Regions from separate parts of the Homo sapiens genome. Here region 2 is linked to region 1. The links are chromatin loops, found by intact Hi-C in ENCODE. Cell type or tissue: heart right ventricle. All regions are shown on one strand.

What was found. Hi-C counts contacts between places; a loop is a spot of excess contacts. Peaks named below come from ENCODE experiments on the same cell type or tissue, not always from the same donor. Only the 100,000 strongest peaks of a DNase experiment are listed, where the experiment ranks them.
Region 2: a loop joins it to region 1, with 16 times the contacts of the local background. A loop is called at or near these places in 18 of 110 quality-filtered maps.

Annotation. Positions count from the first base shown.
Region 1 is chr7:153,377,702-153,385,701 of GRCh38, forward strand. No RefSeq gene overlaps it. Among named protein-coding and RNA genes, the nearest start is that of LINC01287, 31 kb to the right of the region's middle. In heart right ventricle, CTCF peaks have their summits at 4,040 (motif pointing right) and 4,245; no DNase peak of the experiment used is centred here; H3K4me3 peaks cover 375 bases.
Region 2 is chr7:153,832,459-153,840,458 of GRCh38, forward strand. It overlaps a transcript of DPP6 not described here. Among named protein-coding and RNA genes, the nearest start is that of DPP6, 220 kb to the right of the region's middle. In heart right ventricle, no CTCF peak of the experiment used is centred here; a DNase peak (open chromatin) is centred at 3,431.

The DNA of each region.
Region 1 (8,000 bases):
GATGCCTTATTAGAGGTGAAATTTTGTGAATTACATTGCCATGAAGAAGACATTTGCTAATTTCACCAATGATGATGGTATAGGTATGTCATGGGTAGCAAAGGCAAATCCATGTCTGGAGTTGGGGCCTCTCCCTGGGATGGCACACAGCAGCACCTGCCACGATGGAGAAAGGCTGGAGTAATTAGCCTGCCCCCAGGCGCTTTCTTGTTCTGTGGAAAATGGTGCCAAATCCTAGGCTCAGTGCTGGCCTCTGCTCTTAGAAGATTGGGCAGTTCATGGGGCAGGCAGGGTGGAGAGAACCCCCCATTTCTGTGTATATGCATGCTATTCAATGCTGTCATCACAACTGCTTTGTGTCCTTTAGACCAGCAGTCTCCAACCTTCTTGGAACCAGGGACCGATTTCACGGAAGACACTTTTTCCATGGACCAGGGGAATGGGGGGATGGTTTGGGATGATTCAAGTGCATTACATTTATTGTGCACTTCATTTCTATTATTATCACATTGTACTATGTAATAAAGTAACTATACTACTCAACATAATGCAGAATCAGTGGGAGCCCTGAGCTTGTTTTCCTGCAACTAGATGGTCCCATCTGGGAGCGATGGGAGACAGTGACAGATCATCAGGCATTAGATTCTCATAAGGAGCATGCCACCTACACCTTGCATACACCCTTGCATACACCGTTCACAACAGGGTTCGCACTCCTATGAGAATCTAATGCCACTTCTGACCTGACAGCAGGTAGAGCTCAGGCAGTAATGTGAACAATGGGGAGCAGCTATAAATACAGATGAAGCTTTGCTCACTTGCCCGCCGTTCACCTCCTGCTATGTGACCTGGTTCCTAATAGGCCACAAACCAGTACTGGTCCATGGCCTGGGGGTTGGGGACCCCTGCTTTAGACCAATGCACAGGTGCTGGAGGAGACACTAATATTTGTAACATGGGTTATCTTTTCCACTTGATTATTGGAAGCCTACATCTCATTGGATGGTCTCTGGGTATGTGGGGGGCAGTTGTGGGGGAAACAAGTATCTTCGTAACTGTGACAACTCCAAGAGCTAGTTATCTATATACTTTTTTTTTCAGACTACTTTGACGTCCATCTTCCAAACTTGTTATTTTTAAGTTTTTGAGCAGTGGTCCAATATGATAGCCTGTGCTATCAGATCATTCTGGGTAACTCAGGCCATCTCTCATTCCACAGAAATCCACAATCTGATTTATTTCCTGGACTCTGCTCCCTGGAAGGATTTTTCTCTACTACTGTCTTTTAGAGTTATCCCTGTGTGGAGCTACAATACACTTTTGGCTGGTTATATGTGTATTATGCAAAGCCATCTGTAATCAGTACTATACTTTTGTTAACTTTTCATAAGAAACCCCTATGAGGCCACAGACATATGTTAAGGACAAAGTATAGACACAGCGACAGGCATTGGTACCGGATGAGTGAACTACCCAGCGACTTGTGTAATTTACTTGTGCCTGTTCTAATACAGACTGTTACCAATGTGTATGTGAATACTACAATTTATATCTGATTGTATGACTGGGTAGATCAGAAAAAACACCGCTGTTGGGCAGTTTAAATTGCACAGTCACTTGGTATCTTATGGTCAAAGTTTCTGCCAGGGTCAAGGGGAGGCCAGGACCTGCTTATCAAATGGAGGATAGTTGCTGGCAGAAGAGGGCACAGCTTCATTCCAGAACCCAGGGGATCTATGCAGTGATGTGTCAACGTCTCTATAGAATATCTTATCCGTCTTACACACAGGAAATGCTATTGTATGTGTTGAAGCACAAGCCCTAAGGAACAAGACAGCTTGAACTACTTCCTGAACCTTCTTTCTCTTTATTCCCTCCACTTTCCACACTGGCAATCTTGGAGGTTAGCCAATAATTATAATATAGAAGCATGCTGAAATATCCTGTATGTGTCCTTCAAAATGCATAGTCTATCAAGGGTTATGTACTTTTTTGACATCAATGCTACAAAGTGTTACAACATATCTCTCACTTCAGAGGAGATATTCTAATATATCTGAGACCACTGGCTCTCTGGAAAACTTTATCACTGTGGCAGACTCCCAAATATTAGTGAACTTTATCTGTCACCTTCTTTGACACCTGCTCCTTCCTCTTATCAGATTCATTTAGCAAAATATTATTGACATACTGGGATGCCTGTGGGATGTTAAGATATTCCAGTTCTCTCTTATTTGTCTTATGATCAAAACAAGAGAGTTAGTATAACCATGAGATGAGATCGTGAAGGTGTACTGATGCTCCTGCCACATGAGGGCGAACGGTTTCCGAGAATCTTTCCTGATAAAAGTGCAGAAACATTATACACCAAGTCCACAGCTGCATCCGGGGTGGCAGGGCCATGCTGATTTGTTTCAGTAAAGATGCCACACATGGAGCCACAGCTACATAGATATCACCACCTAATTATGTGTGCAGTAACCCCAAGTAATCTTGGGGAATAACTACAGTCATTCCCCAAGGTTCAGCTGGTCTTTGCATCATATAAACAGGTAAGGCGGATGGGCATGTGCAATTATTCTTACCCTACAGGTTGTGCTAGCATTGATCCCTAAAGTGCCCCCAGACATGCAGTATTGCTTTTGCTTTATTATTTTGGCGGAGACGATGTGGTTCTAGGGGCTGTCGCTTGGCTTTTTCTACCATGATAGTCTTCACTCCACAGTTCAATGTAGGGATCCCACCAGTTATTAAACATAACCTACTTTCAATACATGTTCTGGGGCTGGGGAAATAAACACAAATTGTGCCTATTATTCCACGGGGCTCACTGTAATATAGAGTCAAGCTGAGAAGATCTGTGGCCTGGCTTCCAGAAGCCCGCCTGTGGGGACATTATTTTTAGCTTATCTGAGAATTAGCATTAGTTTACAGCCAGAGTCTGAAAACCTTCAGAAGACTCTCTGTCTTTTCTTTTGGTCTCTAAACAGCCATTCCCACAAAATGGTTTCAAATTCCGTTTGTAAGTCTTGTGGTGGTGATGGTGGCTGGTGGGGGGCGGGGGTGGATTCCCAGTATATTCCTTTGACCACAAACATATATGAGACCAAGAGAGGCAACCGAGAGCTACCGGAGTGCATGTGGCTTAACCCAACATCTCAGCTATCAGCGTTCTCAGCCCTGCGCCTTTACTAGCCCAGAAAAGGGGTCTGACATTTCGGGGTGGGGGTGGCTCCTTCTCCTCCCTGCACTGAAAAAAGAATCTGCCAGCCCCATGCAGGTGCTTTGGACATTTATGAGAACAGGTGGACAAGGAGAGAGATGAACAGGACTACAGCAAGAAGAAGAAGGAAAGAACATAGGGAGAGGAGATATGTTCAGAATAAAGAAGCGAGAAGAAGAAAGGATGGGGCAGGTAGAGACCTAGAGGAGGCAGGGAAGAAGTAGGAAGAACGGGTGTTGTTATTTCGCTTGTTTTAAAAGGTAGGAGAGGAATGAAAGGGAACAGTTTCTCGGGGGAAAAGATAAGGGCTAATTTTGGAGCAGGTAAAAGTGGACGTGAGACATGTTGCTAGGTAGTAAATGTTAGACTGTCTCTAATAACCTTTGAGGCTTGCCAGTAAAAAGTGAAATTCCGTTTTAATTATTTTTTCTCCTGTTTCCACAATACTTTTAAAATTATCTGTGCTGGAGCCCTTGTGGTGTGAATCAAATGGATTACGGCTTCAATAGGGATCCATAAGCTCCTGACCCTAGACTCTCCTGAAGACAAGGTCTGTGCTGCGGGGAGGGGTCGGAGGCAATCACCTCCTGGGGGATGGGCAGCTCAGCGTCACCAAGTGAAAGTTAGGATCAGAAAAAGGATGCTGCATTCCAGGGCCAAACGCTGCAGATGTCTCTGTTATGCTCTTGTTTTTTCTTCCTTCCACTTTTACTTGCCAAAAAACGGGGAGTAATATCTTTTTTCCCTTTTTCTGGGTTGATAACAGAGAGACTGGCAAGGACAGGCTCGCCCTTCTGTAGAGCCTCGCATTGGCCACCAGGAGGCAGTGTTGTCTGCCTCTCGAACTTGGCTGCCCAAGGTGAGAAGGTCTCGCTGTGGGAACTGGAAGGGAAGCCTGGGATTCCAGATTATTTTCAAAAAAAGGGGAAGAAAAGGGCCAGGGAACTAGGATCCGAGGTAAGCCCCTGTGGGAAGTGTGAAGACAGAGCAAGACAAAGACAAATGAAATAAGGGGTTTCTTGAAGAGTTCTGATGTACAGGTTACCTCCAACACTAGTGAATTCCCATGTCCACTAGAATTTTAGCAGAGACCACATGATCCCCTGTCAGGCGGGCATAGGAGGAAATCTACCTCAACAGGCTGATTTACCAGAAAACATCTGACGTTCAATGGCTTTGTCGAATGAGTTCCATCAGGAACTCATGAGGGCCACTGCCTCTTCATCTTTCTTCCAGCACCCGGTGTGTGTCCAGCTTCCAAGAAGGTTTGTCAAGTGAATGATTTAATAAAGCTTCTGACCCTTGTGGAGATGGTATATTTGAAGGCACAGAGCCCAGGTCTTCGTATCAGTCCTGCAACCTTAGCTGGGTGTCCTTGAGAAATAATTTCTTCTGTCTGAGCCTCACCTCTCTGTGCATAATATCATGCGCAGATATAAAATCTAATTCTCCTGAATGCTAGGCTGCAGTTATGGATATGTTTTTGAAGGGATAAAATGGTTATAAATAAGAAACACGGTTTATTCTTTTGCTGTTTTAGACTTCTTAGGGTCAAGTAAATTTCATACGTGGAGGTTCTTAGAGACTTGCCTAAGGAACTCCAAGGGGTCGGGTGGGGAATGGGTTAAAATAACAGTTGTCTGAGCAAGGGACACAAAACAGCTAGAGAGCCCGTCAACTAGACTTATGCCCTGGACAGCTGCCTTCATGGTTCAAGAGGAGACTCTCCTGCTGACCTGTCAGAAGGACAGTAATATGGGTGGCTGCTTTGCTGTTGAACCTCCCAAATTCTCCCTGACAGGCCTCAGACCATTGCAACGCTGGATTGTAAGAATCTTGGAGGCAGATCTTATGTTTCATCCAGCCAGCAGCTCTTGCTCAATCTACTCTGCAAATTCCTCGTACACTTGACTAAGATTTTCCAGAGATGTGTCCTCTGGGTGAAGACACCCTGGCAACCTCTCCATACACAATAAAATTTATGTGTTTGCATCACCAAACATGAATCTTATATTTTTATTTAATCTTCATCTGTTCTTTCTCTAGCGGCCACTGATCGAGTCACTCCATCCAAGTCAGAAGCACCGCCAAACGCACCTCGAACTTTTGGACTCCGCTTCATTTTCTACTCTACTGTGACTATTTCAATAACTTCATATCTTCATTTTATGGTGGGGGGGAGGTGTCTGGAATGTTGGAATTGCTTATAAGCCATTTTATTACCCTCTATTATGACTTTCCGAACTCCTCCAAAGTCCTGTGAGCTCACTGAAATATCTTGGTATGCCCAATGCCTTTCATCATGTGATACCTAGAGCACTCAAATAAACATTTTTGAAATAATTTGATATAGGAATGGCCTATAAGCTCTGCAGCCAAGGATAGGATCACCACCCATGAAAACCAGCTCAGTCAGGGATGCTTGCAGTTTTGTTTTCTGAGAGACTCATGCAAATGCCTACTTTAAGGAACATAGATATTTTTATGAGCACATGCTTCCATGAAATCACCTATTAATACATGTAAAATTTTAATGAACGTTAATCTCAGCCCTGTAGGTAGGCAGAGCAAATAGTACTTTTCTAAGGGTTTAGTTGCAAGATGAGAAAATTGAGCCGTAGAGGGGTTAAGTGATGGCTAGGGTCACGTGGCTAATACATGATTGTGTTGTGCAGAAATTGCATCTCTCAGCTTTGACGACGTTGCCCTTTGTCCATCGTGCCTCATGTCTCATGGCTTGTGGAGTGAGAGACTGGTGGATACAGGCTCATAGAGGTTTATAATGTGTGTCTCTGATATCTGCCCCAATAATTGGGCAGAATGCTTTGAATGTGAGCTTAAGGAAGACAAGTGCTAACTGGTAAAGTTAAGTGGTTTAAAATGCATTTTGAGATATTTCACCCAGACGTGAATTACTGACAGGTGAATACAATGAATATGGAGAAACCTCTTCTCTGCCAATGAATAACATTTTGCTTTTGGGCAAGTAGGTAAATGCAAGGAGACTGTCTTTCCCAGCTACACTTAAAAAGTTTAGCACAGGAAAAATTGAGCAATGTCCTGGCACACTCAATATTTATTTGTAAGCCTGCTCTGGGCAGAAAAAGAAAAAAATAGTTTGAAAGCAAGCTTTGCATTAGCTAGGAGTTTATTTGTTTGCCAGATGATTACATAATTATATTTGCAAAGGAACATATTGGTATGTCTTACTATTTTCTTGTTGATATATTGATGTAAAGTATATTAGACAAATTAGAAAGGAGAAGGGTAAAAATCTGCCTCGTTGTGTACATGTGTGGGCTGCAGAAGATTAGAATACAACTTGCAGAATGTGTTTGCCCATCCATTATGATCATGATTGCACTCTTCATTCTTCTATTGTGGTAGAATGATTTTTTTTTTCCTGTTTCTTCTCTCCAGCGAGGCTGGCAGCTAGGCCAGCAGGGAACACAGAGCTTTGCACAGAGTAGATGCTCAGTAACTGTTGCATGAATTTTTCTTATTAAAATGCTTGCAACATCATCTTTATTAAATTTAACTTCTGTGCATGTAAAGAAGCAGATAATGTTGCATCTGTCCACAGTCTGCTGGTGGGTGATGGGAGAGGCACTGGGGAGTCCCATTCATAGAAAGCTAGTACTGCCTGATTCTGTTAGTTCTTGGGTCTAATGATGAGCTAAGGTCGAACTTGCGTGAGGAGGAGAGTGGTTTTGGTCATATTAATCAAAAGACAGAATTCTGGGGAAGTCAACACTGGCAGTCTGGGAAATGAACTCAGAATGTCTGATAAACAATGTGTCTTATTTAGACCTGGGAGTGTCCCTGATTGTGTGTTCATTTTTTCCTTCACTGAATGAATAGTTTTTAAACTCCTTTTATGTGCCCGGCACTGTTCTAGGTGTAGAAATACAGCTGGGAACAAAAGAAACAAAAATCTGTGCCCTGTGGGGCTTACATTCTACTGGAGAAAATGGAAAATAAACAATACCAGGAGCGTGTGACATCATAAGAGTGGAGACTGTATGGACTGTATAAAGATTCACTTTGGGAGGCTGAGGCGGGCCGATCACCTGAGGTCAGGAGTTCGAGACCAGTCTGGTCAACGTGGCGAAACCCTGTCTCCACTAAAAATACAAAAAATTAGCTGGGCGTGGTGGTGGGTAGCTGTAATCCCAGCTACTTGGGAGGCTGAGGCAGGAGAATGGCTTGAACCCGGGAGGCAGAGCTTGCAATGAGCCAAGATTGCACAACTGCACTCCAGCCTGGGCAACACAGCAAGACTCCGTCTCAAAAAAAAAAAAAAAAAAGACTGTAAGATGCAGCTCATTTCTCATGGACTGGAGACATTGGTGAAACAGGGGCAGGACCCTGCAGTTACCTTTCCAGCTGGGAATTTGACATAACTAAGCCTTCCAGGACTGTATCCCTCACAGGGAGAAGCAATCAGACTTGCTGCATATATTTAAACATTCATTATCAAAATAAACCTGCTGCATGTAAATAGCTTTAACCCAATGGAAGTTATTTGTTTCTCACAGGAGGGCATTAAAACAGAGATCTGTTTTAAAACAGAGAGTTAACACCAACTCAGGGCTTTGCCAAGGAAATTTAAACAACAAAGTTTGGATGTAAGAAAATGCTTGGCTGTGCTCACCCTTGCCAATACTTACTTCCCTCTCATTTTGTATCTTTGTATTTATCATCTCTCTCCCCATCTTTCTCCCTGCTCCGCCCCCACCACCATTATCTATGTCTTGCATGCTGTTGCTGCCTCACA
Region 2 (8,000 bases), 450 kb after region 1:
ATGTTTGCATTTTATGAAAAAACAACATTCTAATGCAGTTCATGGATATCCTCCACTTTTCACAAGTTGCTTTTGTAGGCTAGTGGTGTGTTCTTCCCCAGGCAGTTTGCCTGATGCCAAGGACTTAGATACATCATTTGCCATCAGTGGAAGTCTGAATAGGATGGAGGGATATATAAATAAGTCAAGAATGCGTGACCCAGAGTGACATATTATACTGGAATGATGGTATACCATGAGAATATGTGGCATAAGGTAGTTAGAGGTTTTGATGTCCTATGTTTAGCAGTGATTTTTTTCTGTAAGCACACGGTTGTTATTCCAAAGATAATATGTACTTTCAAGCATAAGTGACTTTATTTCAATCTATAGTCTCTTTGAGTAATTTTTATTCTTCCATTTCCAAGACTCATGTCGTGTTGGGGCAATAGAGATAGTGTACTGTAGAACTGTTAGAATCCCAAATGCCTCCCCTTGCACTCATGGAAGCTCAGATGTGGGGTGGTATTAGAAGGATATACTTGCTTATTTCTCAATGTGACACAGCTAAGGTGCATATCATTTTCCTTTGCCGTGTATGGAAAACTTAGCACTCATCTTCAACATTTGTTTAGAGATTTGGGCTACATGGTATCTCTGGTTGAGGCCTGGCAGTTTTCATGGCAATGCGAAAATGTTGATTGAATGACTTCCTAAAGTATTCATCTCTTGCCTGTGCTTCAGTGGAACTGCATGCACGCTGCAAAGGGGATTTTCCAGAGTTGTGGATGCAACTAATCTCCTAAATAGATCTCCATCTCTAGTCCTCCATCACCCAACTCCACTCATGTCATACGCAATCTAAAACGTAATCCTCTTTTTGTATAGGCATAAGCATGATTTACAAACTCTCAAGATTTAAACTGAAATGGAAACAATAAAAAGGGAGAAGCCAGCCGGGCATGGTGGCCCACACCTGTAATCCCAGCACTTTGGGAGGCTGAGGCGGGCGGATCACTTGAGGTCAGGAGTTCGAGACCAGCCTGGCCAACATGGCAAAACCCCGTCTCTACTAAAAACACAAAAATTAGCCAGCGTGGTGGCGTGCCTGTAATTCCAGCTACTCAGGAGCCTGAGGCAGGTGAACTGCTTGAACCCAGGAGGTGGAGGTTGCAGTGAGCTGAAATTGGAGTGTCACTGCACTCCAGCCTGGGCAACAGAGCAAGACTCTGTCTCAAAAAAAAAAAAGGTGGGGGTGTGTGGGGAGAAGTCAAATTCACCTATCTGGCTTTGGAATCTCTCTACACTACATAGTTGGCATGCACTCATGTCTTGCTGTACAACATGGTCCTAAGTAACTCTATCATAGGACTGAAAAACCTTGGCTCACGCATTTCCTACCAGTGGGACCAAGGACAATGCATTCTGCTTTCATCTCTGCAGCCTTTAAGACACAGCTAACCCTCCAGCATAAGGATTTCCATGCCTCACATTGTCTTAAAATATCTGTTGTACTTTTTGCCTTGTACTTTAAACTCCCAACTTCTTGGTTAATAGTGTGAGTATGGGCCAGGTGCGGTGGCTCATGCCTGTAATCTCAGCATTTTGGGAGGCCGAGATGGGTGGATCACCTTAAGTCAGGAATTCAAGACCAGTGTGGACAACATGGCAAAACCCGGTTTCTACTAAAAACACAAAACTTAGCCGGGTGTGGCAGTGGGCGCCTGTAGTCCCAGCTACTCTGGAGGCTGAGGCAGGAGAATGGCTTGAACCCAGGAGGCAGAGGTTGCAGTGAGCTGAGATTGCACCACTGAACTCCAGCCTGGGTGACTCCATCTAAAAAAAAAAAAAAGTAAGTACATCCCATCTCCTCCTAGGAAAGATTAAAATATATTTAGGAATATAATGGTAAATTAATTTCTTTCTATGCTAATACTGTCAGCCATGGTGTAGATCTGGAGCAATGTGCTTAACCCTCTGGGCCTCAGTTTTCTAAGTCAAAATTTCCTGAGTCTCAGTTCATTTATATGTAAAATGAGGATAAGAACCTCCACTTTACTTGCTTCTTCTAAAGGTTAAATTGTACAATAAAATGAAGAGCCCAGCAGCATGTCACGCATCAGGGATTAGCATAGTTGCATATCACCTTTTGGTTTACATAGAATTTCACAAATATTATCTCATTTGATTCTTGAAACAATGAGATGGCCAGAACATGTTGTTTTGCATCATTTTATAGTTGAGTAAACTGAAGTCAGGAGGGCCTATTAGCAAGCTGCATTTGCTGGAACTGCCTATTCAATAATTATTTAATAAATAAACAATTTAGGGCAAGGAGAATGTGTCTTTTCATATAGAGAAACAACGTGGCAAATGTTAATCCAGTTAAGTAGGTACATCTTAATGCTAAATGATTATTCGGGTAAATATAGCTGGAGCATTTGTATTTTCACTCGGCAATAACTATTAGCAAGTACTCTGTACAATATCTCAGCAACTCAATACAGTGCAAGGCTCCTCTTGAGGAATGGTAGTATTAAGAGAGAAGTAAGCAAAATTGACAAGGAAGAACTTGTTTATCTTGGCTAAAGTAACATGTAGGTGCCCCCTCATTCTTGTTATATATGCAGATAACAGATTATAAATAGGTGTGATGTTAGTGAATCCAGAGGGGAACTAATGGAAGAAAACTGAATTTATTTCTGTCTAACATATTGTTTCTTGTCAGTTTCCTTCCTTTGTAATATAATTTTTAACAAAATGCCTGACAAGTAATTTAGTGACAGATGTGATTAATGCTGACGTGGCTTTTAAGTAGCAGTGAACAGTTAGAGGAAGCATTGTTGTAAAAATAAAGGCTGTCTTCCTGGTGTCTTTCAAATACCTAGAAAACTAAAAGACTAAGTTTGCCCTCTACTGGAATTCAGAATTATACCACTGGCGGTTTTATGACTGTGTGGAAAAAAAAAAAAGGATCTGTGTATTTTTCGTTTCCAGGTTACAAATTCAAGCCTCCTTTTACCACCTTGGTTAATCCGCTTTAGTATTAGTTCTATACATACATAAGATTCTGTGAACCAAATGCTCTCAAGATAGAATTTCCATTCCCATGGAAGCCGGCTGTGAGGGCAGGTGATCAGGTGCTCTACACAAGGATTACAGCAGGAATTTTGGCTCTCCTACTCATTTTGCAAAATATGAATAATCACCTAACACACAGTCTGGGGTTTTAGTAGTTTTTGATTGGTGTTAGGAACTTAAAATAACCCCAAGAATAAAATTGTGCCAGAACCTAGAACATCATCCAACGATTGGTTTTGAGGACAGACCTAAGAGCAGCCAAAAGGGAAAGGGGGTGTTACGGAGGCAGAAAGCTGCTTACTGGCCTTTTCTAAAAACTGCACTTCCAGTTCACTGGCTCTGAGCATGCCTGGTACAACAGTCCAGGGGGTGGAATTATTACGGCAGCTGCCCTGGGACCAGTGCCAGTAGAGGTCTGGAGACTCTAGGGAAGATAAAGGTCAAAAAGATGGATCACAAGACCCGTCAGCAGGAAGTAAAGCTGGTTTAGGCAAAGCAAAGTGCAGCCCTAATTTGTCCTCTCCTTCTGGCTAAACATCATTTAGTCTTCCTCTTCCTTATCTGATCTCCAAACACCACCAGCCAATGCCTATATTTTGTTGTAACATGAACATTTATACGTGCACACTCAGTGGTGCACAGATTTCAGAAACTGGAAAATAGGACGTTTGCCACGCTGGAGGCCAATGCAAATCAACAAATCAAACCCTTGTGTGCCTCTTTCTGGCTCAGATCTTTTTCACAATTTATCGCGTTTGGCCAAAGGTTCAGAGAGAAAATAGATGCAATATTATCTATCAAAGCTAGAGTGAGCATTTGTACGTGGGGTGGGGGTACAGGGGGAAGAAGAGTGCATCCCAGACCCTATTTTACTCTGATATTTAGACTTTAGTATCTAATATAGCAGTTTGCTCTGATTTTAAAATAGCCAGGGAAAAGTGGGTTCAAAAGTTACCTATGCCTCCATAAAGGACATTATATAATTTATCTTTGCTGGTCCTCTGGAATAGTAGAAACTGGCTCCTATTATCTAGATCAAGGTGTTTTATTGTAAAAAGAGAATAATGACATTTGTTTTCTCAGTTTGTAGAAACATAGTCAGTGGATTAAATTTTATACATGTTTGAGCTTTCTCTCAATATTTTTCATAAAACGTAGGTAGCCTGCCAGTACTTATCCCTACCAGAATGAAGCTTCTTACAGTCTCTGATAAGGCATGATGCATGTTTTGATGTAAATATTTTAAGTTTATTGTAGCATTTCATGCCCATGATATATTAAACCAGGTCATGAATTCCAGGGCTCTGCCCCATGAACAATATTAGACTCACTCTGACTTCCAGTTAAAATTACTCCCCAGGTTCAGATAAATTGTGAAAATAAAAGATACTTGGATTACCCTCTATCTTGTGGCTCATAAGAGAGTGGCTGCTGCGGAGGCTGGTCCAGCAGCATCCTTGGTCAGTCAGGGCCATCGGTGTGCCTACATCCCAGGCGGAGGGATGCAACGTGCTCATTGTAATCATCATGCCACACCGCCAAGAAAATATTTGACACTGAGATCAGAAGACAGGGATTCATAGAGTTTCTTTTTAGATCATAATCACTTCTAAACCATGGGGGGTTAAATAGGATTCTCCTTCAAGGAAAGTGAAAACTTTTGAGGTGTTTTCTTTCTCAAAGTATACAATTTGTCCATTACAATGGGATGGTGCACAATTTTATATCTACTAAAAATGTGTTTTTTTTTGTTTTTAATCCAGGATATTCACAGCAATAGCTGCCAATGTTTGGCCCTCAACAATGGGTCACAAGTATTATGATAACTAACTAATCTAGCATCGCTACAATTCTGCAAGGCAGATGTTCTTGCCTCAAGCTTTAGTTAAAGAAATAGAAGCCCAGACAGCTTAAATACCTTAACCAAATTCACTTAGCTAATCAATATGAGACACTGGATTCAGACTCAGGTTTTTCCAATACTCACACTCATCTTTGTGCCATGCTACCTTTCCAGGAAACCTGTTAATTAAAAATCCCTTTTCTACTCAGAATATATACTTTTCAATGCTAATACAGACCGATTTTCCTACTGTCTTATTGAATGTATAGAGGGTCACTGGTAACATCAAATAACAATGCCCTTTTCCAGATCTTTGTAGTTTTTTCTTTGTTTTTATTTTTGTTTTGAGACGGATTCACTCTGCTGCCCAGGCTGGAGTGCAGTGGCAAGATCTGCAACCTCCACTTCCCAGGTTCAAGCAATTCTCCCCTCCTGAGTAGCTGGGACTACAGGCACCTGCCACCATGCCTGGTTAATTTTTTTTTTTTTTTTTTTTTTTTTAGTAGAGATGGGGTTTGCCCAGGCTGGTCTTGAACTCCTGACCTCAGGTGATCCACCTGCCTTGGCCTCCCAAAGTGCCGGGATTACAGGTGTGAGCCACCATACCTCTTTGTAGTTCTTATAAAAGTCCACTACCTGTGTCTCAGGCAGGTATTATTGAAGCTAGTTTTGGGAAGAGAGCTACTTCAGAAAAGAAAGGCAAGTACAATCATGAACAGGTGTCATAATAGGGCCAGTATAAAATTTCTCAAGATGGTAGGAAAAAAATGTGTCTACACGTTAAACCACAAACTTCATACTGGGCATCCAAGAAGTGGACCAGAACCAGGAATCCCATGCATAAGGGTTCCACTGGATTCCACACTCCAAGCAGCAGTTGACTGTTGAGTCAAGGTTGCAAGGGACCAGAGTCCACAGCCACAAACCCAGTGGAAGGGTGGGGAATTCTGCCAAAGAGAGACAATTTCTCTCTCCTCCATGCTAGGCTGTCCTCTGTGTTTCAGTGGAGATTTCAGTGAAGAATTCAGTGGAATTTCTTCACCCTGATGTTGAAATTAGCAGGAAGTTACCCCTGGATAATAACTCTGCCCCTGATTGACTCAGGTAGAAAGAAGTGAGAATTGTGTTACCATGTAACTATTGTTGAAACAGCAAGGTGAAGACAAAGGGAAACATGAAAATAAGAGAAAGAGAATGGGATACTGAGTAACAAAGGATGTCTGTGAGAATCATTGAGAGGTTCCACTGATTAAAATAACAGAAACCAAGTTAAGAGTGAAATAGCGTATAGTAAGTATTTTATGTCACCTCATTCCATCTTAATGCCTTGGTGTAAGAAATGAGAAACGTTTTCTGAAACTGTAACAAGCAAACAGTTAATGGCTAGGTCAAAGTACTGGAAATCACATTTGGCCTGCAGCTGATTTTTCCAGCAGATGACATTTGCTTTAGCTTAAACTAAAATAAAGGAACATTATTGCTCTGATTGTTCCAGCTTATAAGTGAAATTCTTTCCCACTTAAAATTGAAAAATTAGGAGCATTCCTGGCACGTGAATGATATTCAGTACCCAACACCAGTGGTTCTCAAATGTGCCATTTGAGTCAGTTTCTAAACGTTGTTGAAACTGATTGCTGGACCCACCTCCAAAGTTCCTGATTCAGTAGATCTAGGGTAGAGCCTGAGAGTTTGCACTTCTAAGAAGTTTCCAGATGCTGCTGCTGCTGCTGCTCAGAGGACCACACTGGCAACCACTGCTCTACACTAATGTGAACCGTGGCATGTGTCTCGCTATCTGATGTTACTCTTCTGTTTTCCCCCATTGGAAACAACAAACTATGAGGAAAAAATATCTGAATTCTTACACTGGTATCATTGACTGGAAAAAACAAATAGTCATTAATTTGACAATTGTCATCTTTTAATTTGGTGGGTTAAAATCTGACAGGATGTGACGCCAAGGCATTTCATCCTTAGTGGTCCCTTCGAGGTTTCACACATTATTTCTTTGCTGAGACCTTGAGAGCACAATTACTTGCCAGAGGTTTTGCAATGCAATGGTGAGGAATGCAGAATGTTGGGTTCAGCTGATGGACCCTGAACGCTAACCAGAAGGCACACGTGTGCACACTTAGGCTTAGAGTCCTCTTCCAGGCTGACTAGTCCAACCTCAGACAGCCACAACAGTAGGGAGAAGTCCCACTGGGCAGGCTCCTTTCTGAAGTCACAGCTGCATGGACAGATTTCTCTCCTACACCTGACCCTCTGGGGTAGAAAAACACACGTTTTCACAGTAGACATCAATAGACTCTTTCAAGTTAATTTCATGGAGGAACCTAAATCATCGCGTGCTCATGGATCCAGTGGTTCTCAACCTGTCCTTTGCATCACAGTCACTTGGAGGACTCACTGGAAAACAGCTTGCTGGGAACCGCCCCCCTGTTTCTGATTCAGAAAATCTAGGTCTGATTCTAGGATCCAAAAATGTGTTTCTGATTCCCAAGTGAGGTTGTTGCTACTGGTCTTGAGGTCCACATTTGGAGAACTGTGGGTCTTTATCCAAAATACATAGAAGAATTCTACATTGACAAAGTGAAGATGCTTGTTCCCAAATGCTGGAGATGTGTGATTTTGGCTTTGTCCAACAATGAAAGCTCTACATAGCCACTGTGTCCTGGAGTCCTTATGAGAGATAGACAGTTTTATTGGTTGTAGAAATTTGCAACTTTGTACAAGGGGCAACATTTACACAAGATGCACATTTTTATGAAGATCTCTTCTAAAATTTTGAATAATATTCCATTTCAGTGTGCTTCACTAAACTTGTTGCAAACGTGATTTCAGTAATTTCCCTACTTTCAATTACTAATTGCATTAAAATATCAGAGAAAAAAAACATACTGTGCAGCAACTCTCAGTCCAGGAAAGAATGGATATGTAGAAAGGATTTTTTATATAATTTTAGGTTTATAATAGAAACTATAGAACTGAATTAAAATGTAATTTCTAGTAAAAATTCTTACTCTTTTCTAAACGCAACTCACACATATTACCCTGTAATTTGATTTTGGTACTTGTATGAATTCTGGTGTTAAAT